Linked DNA regions of Homo sapiens: region 2 is linked to region 1. A link is a contact called in ENCODE Hi-C or POLR2A ChIA-PET data. All regions are on one chromosome and are shown on one strand. Each heading gives the region's core, a stretch centred on a gene start or an enhancer-like site at or near the end of the contact. The rest is flanking DNA. Distances are from core to core; before and after follow the strand shown.

Region 1 (6,688 bases), core at 575-3,074:
GCATGTTGGATAGGGGCACAGGTTGTAGGTGGACTGCCTGTGGTCTGAAGCTGTCACCCATGACCATACGAGTCCTGGTAATAACAGCAGATGCTTATTGAGTGTCTACCCCATGGGGGCATTTTCTCAGCTTCCCACTTACTCGCTCAATCTCTGCAGCTTAATGCAGGGGGCACTATTATTAGCCCACATTGCAGTTGTAATCCTGTAACCCCTGCAAATTCATCTTAAAGCCCTATGCTCTGTCGCCATGGCTGTTGAGTCTCACCTCTTAAGCCTCTTTCCAGGGGCTCCTCCAAGCCACCTCTGGCCTGCAAGGCCCCACTATACCCCCTTCCCATGATGTCATCCAGCCAAGACTGACAGATGGTATCCTCCTCGCCCCAGCCTCTGCAAAACAACGTCCAGTCCCATGCTTCCGGAGGCTGCAGGGAGCCGGGAGCTGGGTCTGCCCTCACGTTCCCCATTCAGGCTGTTGTCTGAAGAGGCTGTGGGCTGCTCCCGAACTGATGTGGTTGGTGAGCAGGTTAGAGAGGAAGGCAGCCCTGCAGCTGATGCTCTGTCTACCTGCTCTCATCCTTCCTGGCCATGAGGTCCCAAGGCCGGCCTGAGGACTGTTTCCCCCACCTGCCCTCTGCTATCCCCTCTATTCCTCCATACCATGGGAGAATGGTCTCATGTTCAGGGGTGGGTAGAAAGATCCTGCCCGCTGTGTGCTCCTGAAATCTCCCAAGCAACTCCCCATTTAAAGCTTCCCCCAGCAGCTCCATCCTTTTTTCCTGGAGGTCTCCAGAATCCAGATCCCTCAATGTCTGGACACCCCGAGTCCACCCAGCACTCCTTATCCACCCAGATCCCTCAATGTCTGGACACCCCGAGTCCACCCAGCATTCCTCATCCACCCAGATGTCCCCAGTCCATCTACGCACCCCTGGTCCACTTAGATACCCCTACCTACCCAGGCACCCCCTCTCCTCCACCCAGCTATCCCCAACCCAGATATCCCTAATCCATGCAGACACTAGTCTTTCAGACACCCCAACCACACTTATCAGTCCTGCCCTCACCTCAGCTGGTTCAACAAGTCCCTGAGAGGAGAATGGTGGGGAAAGGGACATTAGGGGAAGGGACTTCCGTTTATCTCCTGGCTCCAGAAAAGCATTTCACAAGATTTTAGGCGCTTTAACATAAAAGCTTCTATGGGGCAGGGTCAGGGGGCAGGTAGATACTTCCTAATTTAGGGGCAGAGACAAGGAGGGCTTGGAGGAAGGGGCCCCAGCTGCTCACCTGTGTGGTTCACCAGGCTGAGCAGAGGTTCCGGGAGAAATCGGGCTGCCAGGCGGAGTCCTGCGTTTATCCGAAGCTGCCACGCCCTAAGCAAACCTGGGCAGGTAGAAAACAAGTCAGATGCCCTGAGGCCCAGGGGCTCCATTCCTGCTCTTAAAGAGACAGCTTCACCCCCTCCCCAGCCATGGGCGGCAGGTTGCTCCCTGGGGTCACCAGGACCACAGCAGCCTCAGGTGAGACGGAGAATTGGATGGGCTGGAACTCGGCCCCTGGAATTAAGGGAGGAGCTTTCTCCAATCTCCTGTGCCCAGGAGAGGACCTTGAATGGGGAAGGTTCTGGGGTCTTTAAACGGCAGAGCCTCCAGGGCCATGCAGTGAGATGATGCGTTGGTGTTCCGACCTCACTTCTTTTCCTTAGATGATGTGTTTTGCCTGGTGGAAGGATTGCTGGCAGTTGTGGAGAACTTAAAGTCCCCTTCCAGGCCACATCTTGCCGCTGGTACAATTTCAGGATCAGCAGAAGATGCTAGCGTGACCAAAGTCAGGAGATGGGGCAGGGGTGGATATGAGGGAGCGGCTGGAACAGCAGGGAGGGGTCAGGGTGGGGACTCTGGGACCTTAGTCCTGGTCATAACCTGCTCCCTGCCCTGGGGAGAATGAGAACTGTCTGCCAGGCACCAGGCTGCAGTTTCCTAGCCAGGCTCTTTCCGTGGGTGCTGGGAGCCAGACGCCTGGGTCTACAGAGTGGGTGCTGGTGGGGGCGGCTGCCTCCTAGTCCACATAAGGCCCCCAGCACTGTACAAGCCTCCCTCCCCCTTTCCTCCCCTGTCTCCTGCTCCTCCTCCTCCAGGCATTCCTTCCGGATGGGGTCTGTGCAGGCTCCCCCATGGTCCCAGTTGGGGGTGCCCCCTCCCCTCAATTCCGCCTTCTTAGACAGAGGGACTTTTGTCTGGGGGCTGGATGGAGAACAAGGATCCTTTGAGCGGTTGGCGGAGGATTGGGGTCACGGGGAGGGGTAGGGCCAGGAAAGGGGTAGCTCTGCCCTGGACACCAGCTGGACTCCAGGCGACCCCAACACCACCGTGGGGGCGGGGAGGAGGGCTGCAGGGCCTGGCCAGGGAGAAGCAGCTGCTGGGAGTGTGGAGCACAGGACAGGAAAAGGGGGTTTGGGTCAAGGCTCTTCCGGAAACTGGCCTGCTGGGGGCAGAGAGAAGGACCCCCCACTTGTCATCGCTGAGGGATCGGGGAGGGCAATGTTCGCCCAGCGCTACACCCCTTCTCTATGTGGTTCCCTGGGGCAAGTTGTCAAGCCCAGGTCCTAGACAAGGGTAAGGCTCCCTCCTACCACTCTTAAGGCGGGGCCAGTTCCCATAAGGAAGCCGGGCGGGGGGACCTCGGGGTAGGGCTCTAAGCAACAGGTCCAGGAGGAGATAGAAACAGGAAGGGGAGGCCCGGAGGCCAACTCAGTATAGCTAAGGGGGGTCTTTGTGTCTGGGCGGATAGCGTCTCTTCCCTAGACCCTTGAAGCTTGTGTCTGGGACGACCCCTTGGTGGTCTTGGGAGTGGAATGGTGTCTCCCTCTGCTGGGAAGCCTGGGAACTGCAGGCATCCGAGAGCGAGTAGGGGCGTGTACAGGGTGGCTGGGAAGGGCGGGGGGTGCTCTGCCCTTCACCGGAACGGGGTGAACTGGAGAACTGTTGTCTAAAAATCTTGGAGGAACACCCCTGCCCGTGGTTAGATACAGAAGTATTTCCCAGACAGCTTGCTAAGGGGAAAAAAAACAAGGTATTGGGAAACCGTGCAGTGTGCTACCATTTGTGAGCGGTAAAATAATGCATATGTATATACTTGTAATGAATAAAATATTTTTGGAGATTGGCATCCATACCCATGGCTTCTGGAGAGGGAAACTGGGAGGCTGGAGGGTGGGGTGGAAGTGAGACTCACTCATTATCACGTGCCCTCTTATATTTTTTGAATTTTGCATCTTGAAAATGTACTACCTTAAAGGGGTTTAATTTAAAAAATTTGGTTCAGATTTAAAAAAAAATTTGCAGGTCAAAATTTCAACCTAAGGGCTGGTTTCAACCTGGGGGACCAGCAATTAGAGACTTCTGACAACCTCTGAATGTTCTGTAGTTTTAAACACCATGATCTTACATTCTGAGGTACAGACGTTTACGGTTTTTACCCAATCCAGGTCAACCATAAATTCTTCCTAGGCTGGACGTGAACATGCTGCGTCCAAGTGTGTGTTGGGCTGGCGCTGGGGCTTGGGTTTATGGTCAGAAGGACTCTGAGACCCTAGTGTGATGAGCACACTGAGTCTTAGGAAGGGCTGTGAGGAGTAGAGTTTGTGCAGTCACTTGCACCCTATTGGGGATTAGGTCTCATTTGGAGTGAGTCTTCTGGGCCAATCTGACTTCAGTTATGTTTTAAATGCATGTAGGTAATATGTTTTATTAATATATTGTATATAATATACATAATAAACATATTTGAAAAAGTTTCTCTCGTTTTGCTTTTGGAATCATTTGGGCCCAAAGAACCTGTTAAGGCTGTGAGTGGCTGTGATTTCTCCATATCCTGGGAATTCTTGCAAAATGAAAAAAACCAAACCTACAGATAGTTTCTGACATCATAAGTTTTTCAGGAACGCTGAATTAAAGCACAGAATCAAAGCCAGAGCATGTTATACCATCCCTGATTCAAACTTTTATTGATTTTGTTTCAATAATTTCGTTGCTCTTTATTCAAGGCTGGGAGCGTTTCTGCAGGCTCCTGGCCCTAGAGAGGGCAGCCTGGAGGCACCCCCAGCCATGAGAGGGGTGCTGGTTGGGTGGGGCCTTGCCTTTGCAGGTAGAGCCTGAGCGGCCAGGCTGACCGGCTGGGAGGTGTGGTCACAGCGATACGCCAAGGTCCCACTTCCTGGGCAAGATGGGGCTAGAGAGGCCGGTGGACAGGGTAATGTGGCTTCCTGGGGCTTTGTGGAACAGCGCTGTGGTCTCAGCACCTGTGGGAGAAGAGTGGGCACTGGCAGGTAACCCTGTCCCACCACCATGGGGATGGTGTGGCTGTGGACGTATCACTGTCCGCCTGGCTTCCAGGAGCCATGTGAGGTGACACAGTGGCCAAGAGTCCACAGGCTCCCTGACACCTGCCTCTGTGCTGCTCTGACGTCATCACTCACCCACAGAAGCTAGAAATGGAGATTTTTATGATGAAATCTCCTGTTTTGTTTTGTTTTTTTTTTGAGATGGAATTTTGCTCTTGTCGCCCAGGCTGAAGTGCAGTGGCACGATCTCAGCTCACTGCAACCTCTGCCTTCCAGGTTCAAGCAATTCTCGTGCCTCAGCCTCTCGAGTAGGTGGGATTACAGGTGTGTGCCACCACGCCCGGCTAATTTTTGTATATTTAGTACAGACGGGGTTTCACCGTGCTGGCCAGGCTGGTTTCCAACTCCTGACCTCAAGTGATCCGCCTGCCTCAGCCTCCCAAAATGCTGGGATTACAGGCATGAGCCACCGAGCCCGGCCTTCCGGATTTTTTTTTTTTAAGGTGAGTTCTTGCTCTGTTGCCCAAGCTGGAGTGTAGTGGTCCAATCATGGCTCACTGCAGCCTCCAACTCCTGGGCTTAAGTGATTCTCCCACCTCAGCCTCCCCTGTAGCTGGGACTACAAATGCACGTCACCACACCTGGCTAATTTTTTAATTTTTTTAGAGACGGGGGTCTCGCTATGTTGCCCAACCTGGTCTTGAACTCTGGGTCTCAAGTGATCCTCCCACCTTGGCTTCCCGAAGCGCAGGGATTATAGGTGCAAGCCACTGCACCCGGCCCTGATTTTTAAATGTTGGTAACTTCGTTTTCTTAACACTTTGTAGACAGAATGAAAAATATCCAGTGGTTGGATAAGGCCCTGGGGCCACCGGTTGGAGACCCCCATCTTACAGACTAGGGAAACTCAGGGGAGGTTCAGGGTTCCCCCTAACCCCTGTTGTCACTCACTCTGCTCCGGCCACCTGGGCCTCCTTGCCGTTCCTGGATCACTCCAGGCATGTTTCTGGCCAAGAGCCCTTGCAATGCCTATTCCCTTGCCTGGCTCTCTTTTCTCCCGCATCTGGACAGCTCAAAGCCATGAGGTTCAAGTGGCTTTCCCCGACCACCATCGCACCTACCCCCTGACCTCTCTATGACCTTTTGACTTCTGTTTGCTTTTTTTTTTTTTTTTTTGTGGTGCTATCTGCCTCCCCTGCTAGCACGTCAGCTCCTCTCAGGGATTTTCATCTGAATTATAGAACAGGGCCTGGTGCATAGTGGGTGGTCACGAAGTATCTGTTAATTACCAGGCTGGGCACCATGGCTCACGCCTGTAATCCCAGCACTCTGGGGGGCCGAGGCTGGAGGATCCTTTGAGTCCAGGAGTTCAAGACCAGCCTGGGCAATATAGAGAGATCTTGTCTCTACAAAAATAAAAATAAAAGTAGGTTTAAAACAATTATAAAAGAAAGGCTTTCTCCACCGCCACCCCCCATCCACGGAGGCCTTGCAGGAGGAGCTGAGGTGGGGGTGCTGAGGGTGGAGCTGCTGATGGGGGCAGGGGGTGTGGAGGAATGAATGTCTTGGCCAGCTTCCCCATCATGTGGGGAGTGGGGGCGGCGTGGTGGGGGTGGGGAGGGCTTGGGCAGATGGCTGGGGGTCCTGGGTGCGGGCAGGAACTACAGGGAAGCAGGAAAGGGCAGGGAACACATTTGGAGCTAGACATCTGGGACAGGGACTTCTGGTTCAAGTGGGAGCCCTGCAGCCCGCCCCCCCCCCCCAGCCTGACTCAGTCCCTAAGAGAAGGATTGCAAACTGGCGGTCCCAGGGTGGAACCCAACTATTGTACCTTTAGTTTTTACAAAGCATTGCAAAAATTAATAATTGCAAACATTTAAACAGCAGGACAAGCTGTGTTTCCAGCATCTCTGGAAAAGTCTGGACTAAAAGACCCCCATTCCCACCTGGAAGCCATTGCTGAGGTGGCAGGTCTGTCTCCCTGGGGTGCCCCAGGCCCCAGCTCTGCCTGGTTTGATGGAGGGAGGGAGGGAGGGAAGGAGGGAGGGAGGGAGGGAGAGAAGGAGACGGGCGCTTGCGGTTGCTCCGGCCCAGACCTGCTCCTGTCACCTCCCATCTCAGACCTGCCTTCCACCTTCAAGGCCATGATTACAGCACAGACTCGACAGATGCAGCTTCTGGGGTGCCTCGGGGCATGGTTGACACAGCAAAGGCCCCAGGACTGTCCTCCGCAGAACAGGAAGAGAGGGCGAATCCGCCTGAAGGATTCAGGAAGAGCTCTGTCCTGTTTTGTGATCTCCCTCCAGAAAAAGGCTAAATATTTATTTATTGGTCAACCAACAACAG
Region 2 (6,688 bases), core at 2,038-4,537, 640 kb before region 1:
TGATCTCAGGTGATCCACCCACTTTGGCCTCCCAAAGTGCTGGAATTACAGGCGTGAGCCACTGCAGCCCTGCCAATTTTTGTATTTTTAGTAGAAACGGGGTCTTGCCATGTTGCCCAGGCTGGTCAGGAACTCCTGGGCTTAAGGGATCCTGCCACTTTGGCTTCCCAAAGTGCTGGGATTACAGGAATGAGTCACTGTGCCCAGCCAGGAATGTAACTTTTAGCTGGGCACACAGCCAGTCTCCTATGGACTATATTTACCAGGTACCCTTGTAGCCTTGTGACCACGTGACTAAGTTCTTGACAAACAGGGTATGAAATGTGATTTTGGAAAGCTGATGTGGTTGAAAGCCATTTTGCACCATGAAGGAAAGGGCAACGGCCTAGAGTTCGGACAGCAACAAGACAGAAGTAACCTGTGTCCCTGACACCTCAACTACGGGTTGCCACATCATCCCTGGTGGCTTCTGCCTGGACTGCAGGTGAGGGAGGAATAAATTCTATCTTGTTTCAGCCATAATTAATTTGGGACTCTTTGTTACAGCAGCTGAACCTGTATTCTACAAATCTAAGTGGTGACTATGTGAGAAGCACTGCTAGAGATCATTATATATAGTAACTCACTGAAAGCTCAAAACAGCCCTAGGGGATGTGTACTATTAATATGCCCAATTTAGGCCTGGCAGTGGCTCACACCTGTAATCCCAGAACTTTGGGAGGCTGAGGCAGGTGGATCACCTGAGGTCAGGAGTTTGAGACCAGCCTGGCCAACATGGTGAAACCCCATCTCTACTAAAAATACACAAAATTAACCAGGTGTGGTGGTGGGCACCTGTAATCCCAGCTACTTGGGAGGCTGAGGCAGGAGAATCACTTGAACCCAGAAGGGAGAGGTTGCAGTAAGCCGAGATCATGCCACTGCATTCCAACTTGGGCAACAAGAGTGAAACTCCATCAAAAAAACAAAAACAAAAACAAAACAAAACAAAACACCCAATTTAGAGATAAATAAACTGAGGCTGGGCATGGTACGTCTGGCCTGTAATCACAGCACTTTTTGGAGGCCAAGGTGGGAGGTTTGCTGGGTGTGGTGGCATGCATCGTAATCCCAGCAACTCAGGAGGCTGAGGTGGGAGGACGGCTTGAGCCCAGGAGTTTGAGGTTATAGTGAGCTGTGATTGTACCACTGACCTCCAGCCTGAGTAACAGAGCGAGACCCTGTCTCTAAACAAATAAATAAATAAATAAAAAGAGATAAAGAAACTGAGGCCAAGATCATACAGAGAGTTAAATGACAGAGCTGGGATTTGAACTCAGGCAGTCTAGCACCAGAGTTCTTAACACACATAAACTGCCTGGTCCTAAAAGAGTGCTGCAGAAACAGCTCTGGCCATGATGATTATTACTGCATGCCTTCTCCCTCCCTCTAACCCAAAGCCTCTTTTTCCCCCAGGGCTGCTGGTACTTACTTGGCCACCACGGAGTCCCCGCTGTCAATCAGGGTGGGTGCTGGGGAGGCCCACATCTGTCCCTCAGTGGTGCTGGGCAGGGAGGGGGTCCCTGAACTGGATGGCCAGGACTCCTCAAACAGCTCAGGGGAGTTGGGACCTGTGGCTAGAGCCTTGGGAGCTTGTGGGAGCCTGGATCTCTGAGACCTGGATGGGCTCAGGGTCTAAGATCAGGGAAGAGCACAAGAAGAAAAAGTGTGAGGTCTCATGGGTCATCCCTGCAGGGGAACCAGGACACACACAAAGTCTCAGTCCAGAGGGGAGGAAACACATCCTGTAATGATAACAACCTAGTGTGATGGGGGCTCAGATGGGGAATCCAGGTGGTAGAGAGGGGGACAAGGGCAGGGCCGTGGGGAGGGGACAAGGGGCTGTCTCTTAAATCTCTCATCCCTATCTCTCATCACATGTCTTCCTACCCTCTAAAGGTCATTCTCTTGCTACTGGGCTGGCACTCAGCACTCTTTGAGGGGTGTCCTCACCTTGGGACACCAGGTCTGGCTCTGGGATGGCCAGTAGTGGCTTCGACCCAGGGGCGCATCTCCAAAGGGACTATCTTGAATGGAGAAAACTGGCAGGCTGCAAGAGGAAAGTGGGGTTCAGGCAGCACGTGGTTTCGCCGCAGCCCTGGGGAGGGGGACATTAGAGGAGGGCAGAACCAGACAATTCCCATAGATTCCTGGAGGAGACGGACTGTCATTTCCATGAAGCACCGTTGCACATTCAGGATATCGACAGTGGAAGGGTGAGTCCTGGGAGCCCGCCCCTGGAGCAGTCTTAACAGGGAGCAACTCAGGAACTGACAGCCGGTGGTTCTCAACCCTGGATCCAGTCTAGGAGGGGCTTTTCAACGTTACAGGCGCGCGGTTCCCATTCCAGACCAACAGAATCAGAATATCTATTAGTGGGGCTGGGCCTCCGTGTCTTTTCCGCAGCGTCCCAGGTGATTGCGAAGTGGAGTTCAGGTTAAGAATCGCGGCTCGCCGGGCGTGGTGGCTCACGCCTGTAATCCCAGCACTTTGGGATTACACCGAGGCGGGTGGATCACTTGAGGTCAGGTGTTCGAGACCAGCCTTACTAACATGGCGAAACCCCGTCTCTACTAAAAATATAAAAAATTAGCCAGGCGCGGTGGCAGGTGCCTGTAGTCCCAGCTACCTGGGAGGCTGAGGCATGAGAATTGCTTTAACCCGGGGGCAGAGGTTGCAGTAGCCAAGATTGTGCCACTGCACTCCAGTCTGGGCCAACAGAGCGAGAGACTCTGTCTTAAAAAAAAAGAAAGAAAGAAAGAACCGCGGCTGGATTATATCACCGAGCATTTCCCATACATTCCTGGGGGACACGAAGGCAAAGGGTAGATGGACTACAAGCCCCAGGATCCACTGGGCTCCGCCTCCGCGAGAAAGTTCAAAGACAACGCCCAGGCGTGTCTGGGGGCCATTTCAAAATGAAGAAATTCAGATCTCAAGCCTTTCTTGGACACCTTTAGAGGCAATAATTCCTTGGGGCCCACTCAGAGAGGAACATAAGACTCTTAGGGGACCCCCGGGATGCTAACGGCTACGGCTGGAGAGGCCAACGGCTGTGGAGCATGTTGGGAATTGTAGTTCCAGTGCGGTGGAGCCCTAGCGACTCCAGACCGTATCCAGCCCGTCCTAGGCTGTGCTGCTCTCGCCGTTGGTCCTCCCCAGCCTCCTGTAGTCCCTGGAAGAGCGATCGGCCTCACCTGCGGTCCATCCCGCGGCTCCCTCCGCGCTTCCGGCCGCTCTGCTCCTTCACCCAACAGGCCCCGCGCGCATCTCCGTCGCTTAGCAACGCCCTATCAGCCCCGCCCCTCTCTGTGCCCGCGCCGGAGGCGAGCGGCCTCCAAGGCGACCAATGAAAGAGAGGAAACAGAAGTACCCGGAGGGAGGTGTTTCAGGATTGGCTGGGACGACTGCCTGCCCGACAGGGCGTGTTTGATTGGAGAACCTGCCGAGTGTAGCAGTAATTGGCAAGACCGTGCACCAATGGGAAGGATCTGAGGCTGGGCTTGCGGTTAGGAGGTGATCTAAAGTACCCTCGCTTAAAAGTCCCGCTTTTTAAGCGCCTTCTTGCTGCAGAAGTCCTGTCCCGACCCCGGTCTAACTACCATTCTTTCTGTTGCAGGGGCAGTGGGGCGGGTTGGGGGGGGGGCGCGCTCTGCCCTCTCTCTAACCGCTATTCCTCCATCAGTTGGGCCAATCAGTCCGTCCCAACGGTCATCTAACTTCTTTCTTGCTGCAGGAGCAGCTGGTTGCATCAGTTGCCAGGTCTGGGCTCCTGGCCGAGGTAGCGGGATCAAAATGAGCTATTTCCAGCCCCAGCGCGCGGCCCCCGGGGGGCCAGCCTGAACTGTTCATGCTCGCGCCCCCTGGCCTCTGCGCACCAGAGGCTGAGTCAGAGGCACAGAATTAGGCCCGGCCTGCCGGGGGACTGGGCCCAAGGTCTGGCTGAGGATAAGGGTAGGGAGGGCCTGTTCTATGTCCTCCTGACATCCTGGCGGGGCTACCGCATTCTCCAGGAATCTGCTCCTAAAGACCTCCATCTGCGTCATCCTCAGAGCTGCCAGGGGGGAGGCAGTGGATTAAAGGGACTGGAAACTCTTCCGTGGGCCTCTTGGGTCCTGGGCCCCAATCACCACGCTGTGCTCCCCACACCCGCAAGGCTCCCCCTCCTCAGCCTTAGTTTCCTCTTCTGGAAATTGGGGAATCTTCATGTCACCTTCTTGACAGCATTTGCCAGGCATCCAGCAGGCGCTTAATAAATGGCCAAGTCATTGTTTGGGTTTCTAAATAAGGCTCTCCTAATGGCCGGGTCTGGCCACGGTCCCAGTGTCCCTGGGCAGCCCTCCGAGGGGCCGGCACAGGGCGCACTATAAATGAGCGGCTGCGCACGCAGGGGCACTGCAACGCGGAGGAGCAGGATGGAGATCCCTGTGCCTGTGCAGCCGTCTTGGCTGCGCCGCGCCTCGGCCCCGTTGCCCGGACTTTCGGCGCCCGGACGCCTCTTTGACCAGCGCTTCGGCGAGGGGCTGCTGGAGGCCGAGCTGGCTGCGCTCTGCCCCACCACGCTCGCCCCCTACTACCTGCGCGCACCCAGCGTGGCGCTGCCCGTCGCCCAGGTGCCAGGCCTGGGGAGGGGTGAACTCGACCACTTCCATTGCCAGGGGTCTGGGGCAGCCTGGGGTGGGAACATGTGAGAGAATGTTCGTTGGCCTTGGGCGGGGTGGAGAGTCCGCAGCTCCGAAGGGCTTCCGGAGTCAATGGGAATCTGAGGCCCGCACACTGCAGCGGGTGGGAGGTCCCCGTCGCTCTTAGGTGGGGGGCGGGGTGGGGGGCTCTCAGCTCTCCAGAGAATGGAAGGCCTGGGTCACTCTAAGGGGAGTCTTGCTTACTCTGAAGGAGGCTGGTGATCCGGGAAATCTGGGGAAAAGGAGGCGGGCAGTGACTCCTGAGGGGAAGGAATGTTCTTAGTCTCGGGGAAGAGTTGAGAGACTGTGTGCGGTGGCCCGATATCTCCAGAAGAGGAGGGGAGAGGGCCCTGCGACTTGAGGAAGGGTTCCCGGCCACTCTGAAGTGGGGGAAGGCTACCAGTAGCTGCCGAGGTCCCGTGACTCGAGTGGGAGAGTAGGCAGAGGACCCTGGAGACGGGGAAAGGGGCATCTTGGCGAGTTTGGCGGGGCTGGCGGAGAAGGGACCCGGGGCTCTGAGGAGGGAGCTGGGGAATCAGTGCCCTGGGGGGCACGATGACTTCGGATTCGCTGACACCGGGGGAGGGCAGAGGTTCCTGACCTTGCAGGGGAAGGGAGCCTCATCACTGCGGGGGAGAGGGCAATCCCAGATATTACAGGGGGAGGGCGTATCCCTGTTGTTCAGGGTGAAGAGGTCCTGGGTGACTCCCAGTAGGAGAGCTGACTGCTCAACTCCGGAGGCCAGAGTGAGCCGCGGCACGGAACCGACGGGGGTGGGGTCTCCCTGGGTGGGTCCTGGAGCCTGGCCCAGCCCAATGACAGTCCCGCCCGCGCCCGCTGCGCTCAGGTGCCGACGGACCCCGGCCACTTTTCGGTGCTGCTAGACGTGAAGCACTTCTCGCCGGAGGAAATTGCTGTCAAGGTGGTGGGCGAACACGTGGAGGTGCACGCGCGCCACGAGGAGCGCCCGGTGAGCCGCGGCGTGGGGCGGGGCTGGAGCGGGTACGCTCGCCGCCGGGCCGGAGGGGCGGGGCCGCTCAAGCCTCCCTCCCCTCCAGGATGAGCACGGATTCGTCGCGCGCGAGTTCCACCGTCGCTACCGCCTGCCGCCTGGCGTGGATCCGGCTGCCGTGACGTCCGCGCTGTCCCCCGAGGGCGTCCTGTCCATCCAGGCCGCACCAGCGTCGGCCCAGGCCCCACCGCCAGCCGCAGCCAAGTAGGAGGGGGCTGGGCCGCGCCCGCACCCCGGGAGCCTCCTCAGGCTCCCTCTATTAAAGCCGATCTGACTCCGCCCAGCCAGATGTCCCGAGTGCGCCAAGGACTGTCCTCTCACCCACTCCTGGATTCTGCCCTGACCTCCATCCTGGACACTGCCTTGATAACATAGACCCTTCCACTGACACCCTCGCTCTCACACCCCCTCCAGCTTTCCGACCCCACACCGACAACTCCCCGGCTTCCAGACCCTACCAGCACTACCCTAACCCTCAGCCGACAGTCTCAGCCCCACCGACCCACTTTCTTGGCATATAGCCCCACTTAAGACCCCTCCTCTACTTCCTTCTGAGTCCTCTACAAAGACATCCGGGTACTACATTTCCATCCCTTCCCTATTTTGACACCAAATTATGGTGTAGACAGCCCTCCCCCAACCCCAGGCCAGTCAGGCACAATCCCCCCACCCCCCAAACGTCCTGGACTGCACAGACCTCCCACTCCAGACCATCCAGGCCTGGTTCCCAAGACCCGATCCTTCCCCTGCAACCAGACAGTCTACAACTGCCCCCTCCAGCCCATTTTCTGCCGTGAAACCCCAGCCAGCCACACCAGACTCTGGAACCCTTTTTCGACTGCCCCAACTCTTGGACACCAGGCCAACTAGAACACCCAACACCAAACTGTACAGACTCTCCCACCCCAACCTCCCCAGACTCTGCACGGATGTCCTAGGCCCCCTCCCCAACTCT

Evidence for each region. Hi-C counts contacts between places; a loop is a spot of excess contacts on that map. ChIA-PET counts read pairs that join two places held with the same protein, here RNA polymerase II (POLR2A). Pooled maps may share reads with other maps.
Region 2: a pooled map shows a loop between it and region 1 (3-fold over the local background). The contact joins the promoter of PROSER3 here to the promoter of FXYD3 in region 1. A Hi-C loop is called at or near these places in 3 of 50 pooled maps. POLR2A ChIA-PET finds 5 or more read pairs at or near these places in 2 of 52 experiments (GM10248 and H1).

Annotation. Positions count from the first base shown.
Region 1 is chr19:35,110,959-35,117,646 of GRCh38, reverse strand. It overlaps FXYD3 (FXYD domain containing ion transport regulator 3), which reads right to left and starts at 1,824. Exons shown (of 9, transcript NM_005971.4): 1 at 1,688-1,824; 2 at 1,288-1,383. It overlaps LOC124904701 (hepatitis A virus cellular receptor 1-like), which reads right to left. Exons shown (of 3, transcript XR_007067238.1): 3 at 3,978-4,300.
Region 2 is chr19:35,754,775-35,761,462 of GRCh38, reverse strand. PROSER3 (proline and serine rich 3) reads right to left here and starts at 3,287. Exons shown (of 11, transcript NM_001367856.1): 1 at 3,237-3,287; 2 at 1,993-2,089; 3 at 1,472-1,674. The coding sequence starts at 3,247. HSPB6 (heat shock protein family B (small) member 6) reads left to right here and starts at 4,434. Exons shown (of 3, transcript NM_144617.3): 1 at 4,434-4,652; 2 at 5,569-5,691; 3 at 5,780-6,688. The coding sequence starts at 4,455. The coding sequence ends at 5,941. RefSeq lists enhancers at 2,943-3,002, 3,043-3,282, 3,611-4,182.